Linked DNA regions of Homo sapiens: region 1 is linked to region 2. A link is an interaction called in ENCODE POLR2A ChIA-PET data of the cell type or tissue named here. Cell type or tissue: MCF 10A. All regions are shown on one strand. Each heading gives the region's core, and the rest is flanking DNA. Links, peaks and the distances in the headings are about the cores only.

Region 1 (2,913 bases), core at 153-2,652, 190 kb before region 2:
AACCTGGACTCTCAGTAGACATGTGATCTTGGGCAAGAAGCTAACCTTTCTGTCTCAGTTTCCTCAACAGTCAAATGGGGATAATAAAAGAACTTGCTTCATACAGTTGTCAGAATTAAATGGGATAAAACATGTAAGGCTCTTAGAATGGTGCTGGTACATGATGAGTACTCAATGAATAGCAGCTGCTCTTATTCTTACCATGACAACTGTGTATGGGATCATTGGGAAGATGAAGCCATGGCATGTAAATAAGCCTTGAGCTTTTCAAAATTACCTACAATGAGCCTGCATGTGTCTGGAAACAATGCCAAGATGAGGGACTGAAAATGAGAAGACGTTCATGTGTTGAGAGGAAGGGATAATAAGAATCATTCTGCTTATTTAGATTAGATATTTATTAGCAAGATGTTAAACTATTATCTTTAAAGGGAAGTGGATGGCTGCTTCCATCCCAGGAGCACCCAGGCTCACTGAAGTCAGTCTGGCAGCATGGCTTTTCTTGTCCCCAGATAAGCTGGTATGGGGAGAGGGCCAGTGGCAGCTCCCATAGGTTCCCAGGGAAAACATGTCAAACACTCTTTCCAGATGACACCCCTGAAACCTGCATCTACTCCAACTGGTCCCCATGGTCCGCCTGCAGCTCCTCCACCTGTGACAAAGGCAAGAGGATGCGACAGCGCATGCTGAAAGCACAGCTGGACCTCAGCGTCCCCTGCCCTGACACCCAGGACTTCCAGCCCTGCATGGGCCCTGGCTGCAGTGACGAAGGTGAGGAGACAACCCAGACCAGCCAGGGGCTGGCAGGAGTTCAGGAAGGGAGGGTCTGCCTAGCAGTCAGACAGTGTCCCTGGTGAGGGCACAAGGACCCTGACAGTAGATGTCAGTGGGGTCCACCTTGGGCAAACTCCTATCTGCAACAGTGTCTTGAGGGCTCTGAACACAGAATCTCTCTTATATCAAAGGAATTCTTGAGATTGACCACCCCCTCCTTCTTTTACTGAAGAGCTAACAAACATAGATACAACTTATGACAAGTTACAGATAACACATAGCCTGCTTCTGGGCCTTAACTCCAATCTCTTCTTAAGGAGCCTGTTAACAGTCAGCCCAGATTGAATCTAGATCCATTGCCCTAATTCTGTCATTTACAGCCCCTCATCTGTGTTCCACCTCAGCGTGAGTCAGAGCACTCTCACTTCTTTGTGTCAGGACCTTTGGGCTGATTGCAGAAATTCTCAGTCTATTTGCAACAGTGCAAAGGTCAGCCTTTAAGTATAATCTTGCAACACCTATATCATGATGGCTCAAGCTTCAAGATTGCACTAAGCTGATTGCTGTGCAAAGGTCAGCTATCTGCTTCCCAAGCCATGACCCCTTTCTCTGCCTGATAGATCTACGCTATTCTGCCCTGATCTTATAGGATGCCATAAGGCAATGGGAAGGCACTGTATAGGCTGGACTGGTGTATGGCAGGGAAAAAAACCACTTCCAAGCCGAGGATAAAGAAAGCAAGCTTATCCCATGCAGGTCATTAATTCCTTGGCTCTGCCTAGAGGGAGGCTCTTAAACACCTCTCCCAGTGTTGCACTTTCACGATGGTTTATTGCTAGCTCATTTTGCCCACAATAAGCACTTTGGAGGGGAGTAAACCCTCCCCGTAGACTAAGTCATTCCTACAAACAGGCGGGAGGAAAGCTGGGACTGGCCTGTCAACATTGAAGCCTCTTTCTTGGGGCTGGGACTGGGGAGCTAAGCTGAGGAGCTGAGGTCCTTAACCTCCCCTTCCACAGGGAAGGATTGTTCCTCATACAAATGGATTATGATTTATCTTAAATTATATGTAGATTAAATTATATCTTATCTTAGATATATGCGTGTACATTTTTTAAACACCATCCTTTCCATACAAGCATCTTTCGAATGTATTTTCATGAGATAAAGAGTAATTCTGAGTGTCCCATGCACCTGGAAAAGAGGCATTTCCTCTTAGAGAACTTTGCCAGTTTAAGGATTTAGACCTCTTAGGTGTGCAGACAACCTCAACTGCCTGACTCCTCTTGATTCCCGCTGGCGGGAAGTTCCCACCGCGCAGCCTGGCAGGCGCCCCTGCCACCGTGCACTGCTGCAGCGTTCACTCGGTGTGTTGCAGACGGCTCCACCTGCACCATGTCCGAGTGGATCACCTGGTCGCCCTGCAGCATCTCCTGCGGCATGGGCATGAGGTCCCGGGAGAGGTATGTGAAGCAGTTCCCGGAGGACGGCTCCGTGTGCACGCTGCCCACTGAGGAAACGGAGAAGTGCACGGTCAACGAGGAGTGCTGTGAGTGGGGGCCCCGGGCGGGCAGGCGGGCAAGTAGGTCGGGGAGGCAGCAGGTGCGACTCCAATGCCGCTGGCCTCCCCAGCTCCCAGCAGCTGCCTGATGACCGAGTGGGGCGAGTGGGACGAGTGCAGCGCCACCTGCGGCATGGGCATGAAGAAGCGGCACCGCATGATCAAGATGAACCCCGCAGATGGCTCCATGTGCAAAGCCGAGACATCACAGGCAGAGAAGTGCATGATGCCAGAGTGCCGTGAGTGAGAGCGGGGGTGGACTTGGAGGAGGCCACTGGGGACAGGCGTGGAGGGCCATGGCATCCACTATTACCACCATAAAGGTCGGAGGCTGAGCAGAGGAAAGCATGGCCCATGGTCCTTGCTGGGCACTGCTGGGAGCCAGATGAGAGACATAGGTGTGTAGACATCAACCAGACCCAGAGAGAGTAACCTCCACTGGGGGACATTCTAAGCAATGCTGGGGTGGCAAACTGGTGGCCTCTGGATAGAGAATTCACCTGCAGCTGTGTTTTATAGGAGTGTCTTTCTTGCAGTGGTGGGGAGGAGGGCCAATACATTTAGGCGGGACATACATT
Region 2 (2,913 bases), core at 183-2,682:
TTCTATTTTCAGTGAACAGACATTAATTAATAGTTACTAATTTTTAAGTTTAAAAAGGCCATCACTTAGTGGAGAATCAAGGCTTGATTTCAGCCAGGGGCAAATTCAAGCAGATAGCACAAGGCAGCCAGGTTCCACAAAATAGGGATGAAGTCAGAATAGCAGTCACATCAGACATGTGGTTGGCATACTTCCGATTTAAAGGGCAGTCCTAGGCAGTGGCTAGATACACAATCCAACCCTCTAGGGGAGCTGGGGGCCAGAGCAACTCAGGTCCTTGTAACTACTTTAATTCCTGAAAACCTTTCTTAATTACCCTCCCCATCTACCAGCCACTGTCTACTCCATTCACCTAATTTATTTCCTTCCCAGGACTTACTCTGAAAACACCTTATTTGGTTGTTGTCACAGGAATGTAAGCTCATGTGTGCAAAGATTTTGTCTATCTTATTCATCATATACATGCTGTGACATGAAGAGCGCCTGCACAAAATAGGAGCTCAATTAAAAAGAGAATTAATGCAAAATCAAAACCCACCAGGGAATAAAAATGAGGCAGAAATCCAGCTGTGCCTTTGGGATCTACAAGTGTGAGGGGTCAGCAATTATGAGTTCACCTTGTGGGGTTGGATTCAAAGTAAGGAATATAAGCAAATAAATACAATTTCAATGGTCTTTTTTCTTTTCAAAAAGCAGTTATCACATTTTTTAAAAATGGTGATGACACTTCCAGAAGAATATGACACAGTCTCTATGTATGAACTTATTGGAAGTCTGGGCTAAATGAGTAACTTCCTGAATGACATGAAAAGTGATGAGGCTCTGGCATTCTGGAAAAACTTGATACAAATTGTACACTAAAGTAATTCCATGGAATGATATTTAAAAGTTTAAATGGCTACTTAGTCTAAAAGATTTTGGCTTAAAGTTAAATGAATATTTCTTATACACATCAAAATCCCTGGCATAACTCAGTTTTTATGGGACACAAGGAAGCAGAGAATTCTGAGTTTTATGTCAAACTTTTTGTGAACGAGCAAGTAGGAAAAATGAAAGTGAGAGGGGACAGCTGAGACTTTCATTCATCTTTTATATGCCACACACTAACAAGCCATGAATTTTCTCATTTAATAACCCTACAAGGCAGGCACTATTTATTTCCATTTTCCACAACAAAAAAATAAGGCTGAAATAGATTGACTTGCCCAAGATCACAGTTAATAAATTACAGAGGAAAATCTAAATTCCAGGTTTATTTGATTCTAGAGCCTGCATACTTTTTATTTACCACACTTGCCTCTCCAGCATTCCTGGAAATCCCCTTGATGAAATATATTGCTCATCTTAAAAAGAAAAAAAAAGGCAATAATATGGCTTAAAAGGAAGCAGGAAGTAATAGGAAAAACTAAGTAATTCACAAACTATTAGGTTGAATCACATAAAATTGCTGATACTTGACTTTTTTTAACCCATAAAAGAAGCAGTTTCATATACTTCAACCTCATGGTATGGTATTATTTCTGTGGATAAAGATCACCATGACAACCCTATTAATAACTACTCCATCACTCATCTGTACACACCTTTACTGATTAAATTTCATGTCATTTCAGTAATGGCTTAAGACAGGAAGTGTTTTACATATGAGGAAGAGCAGATTTGATAACCCTACCCATTTTTCAGAGTAGCATTTGCCCTTAGGAAAACATGTTTAAGTTTTTTTAAAAGCTCCTACCTGTCCCTTACTCCCTGCCCCTTCCATGTCCCACTTTCCACATCATGTTCTGTCAAAATAACTTTTTTTTTTTTTTTCTAAAAAGAGACAGGGTCTCGCTCTGTTACCCAGGTTGGAGTGCAGTGGCACAATCATAGGTCAATGCAGCCTTGAACTCCTGGGCTCAAGCAATCCTCCCACTTTAGCCTCCCAAGTAGCTGGGTCACCATGCTGGGCTATTTTAGTTTTTGTAGAGACAGGGGTCTCACTATGTTGCCCAGGCCAGTCTCAAACTCCTGGGCTCAAGCAATCCTCCCACCTTGGCTTCCTAAAGTTCTGGAATTACAGGTGTGAGCCACTGCACCCAGCTTAAAATTACTCTTGAATTTTGCTTCTACAGTTGGCTTCTAACTGGTCTCCCACACTTCCAATCTATTCTCCAAAGGTTTTTTCCTAAATGCAAATCTGGGCTGGGCTCAGTGGCTCACACCTGTAATCCCAGCACTCTGGGAGTCTGCAGCAGGAGAATCAGTTGAGGTCAGATGTTTAAGACCAGCCTGGACAACACAGCAAGACCCTATCTCACAAAAAAGAAAGAATTTTAAAAATTAGCTCAGTGTGGTGGCATACACTTTAGTCCTAACTACTTGGGAGGCTGAGGTGGGAGGATTGCTTGAGCCCAGGAGTTCAAGCTTACGGTGAACTATGGTTACGCCACTCACTGCACTCCAGCCTAGGTGACAGAGCAAGACCCTGTCTCTTAAAAAACAAACAAAAAGCAAATTTGTCACTATCTGCTTACAATTTGCCATCTCCAGCCTAATCGTATTGCCTCCCAAAGATGCTATGTTGAATAGAACCCAATTCTCTGTGTCATGTACCTCTGTGACTTTCTCCCACCTGTTTTGTGGCTGGAATGGTTTTTTCACCCCTTTTCCCCCATCCCTTATTTGACATTAAGCAGCCAAATTTATGCTTTTCAAGGCTTAATTCAAATGTCACCTCTTTATGAAACTATACCTGACTCTCCTCTGATAGCCACCAGTTTTCTGTGCTCTCACAGCAATTGATACATTTTTCTATTTTAAGACTTTCAAGCAGTGCTCTGATTAGGTGTTTCTGTGCCCTTAAAATATTCACCAGACTTTATCTTACTCTTAGTAACACCAGGATGTTGCATAACACTAGATGTACAGCAG

Evidence for each region. ChIA-PET counts read pairs that join two places held together with the same protein. Peaks named below come from ENCODE experiments on the same cell type or tissue, not always from the same donor. Only the 100,000 strongest peaks of a DNase experiment are listed, where the experiment ranks them.
Region 1: POLR2A ChIA-PET joins it to region 2 with 6 read pairs; 5 of 35 experiments call an interaction of 5 or more read pairs at or near these places.

The regions. Positions count from the first base shown.
Region 1 is chr11:14,257,128-14,260,040 of GRCh38, forward strand. SPON1 (spondin 1) reads left to right here. Exons shown (of 16, transcript NM_006108.4): 11 at 589-771; 12 at 2,153-2,323; 13 at 2,407-2,574. Among named protein-coding and RNA genes, the nearest start is that of RRAS2, 100 kb to the right of the region's middle. RefSeq lists enhancers at 1,765-2,289, 2,290-2,813. In MCF 10A, for the core only: no CTCF peak of the experiment used is centred there; a DNase peak (open chromatin) is centred at 1,234.
Region 2 is chr11:14,445,530-14,448,442 of GRCh38, forward strand. No RefSeq gene overlaps it. Among named protein-coding and RNA genes, the nearest start is that of COPB1, 53 kb to the right of the region's middle. In MCF 10A, for the core only: no CTCF peak of the experiment used is centred there; no DNase peak of the experiment used is centred there.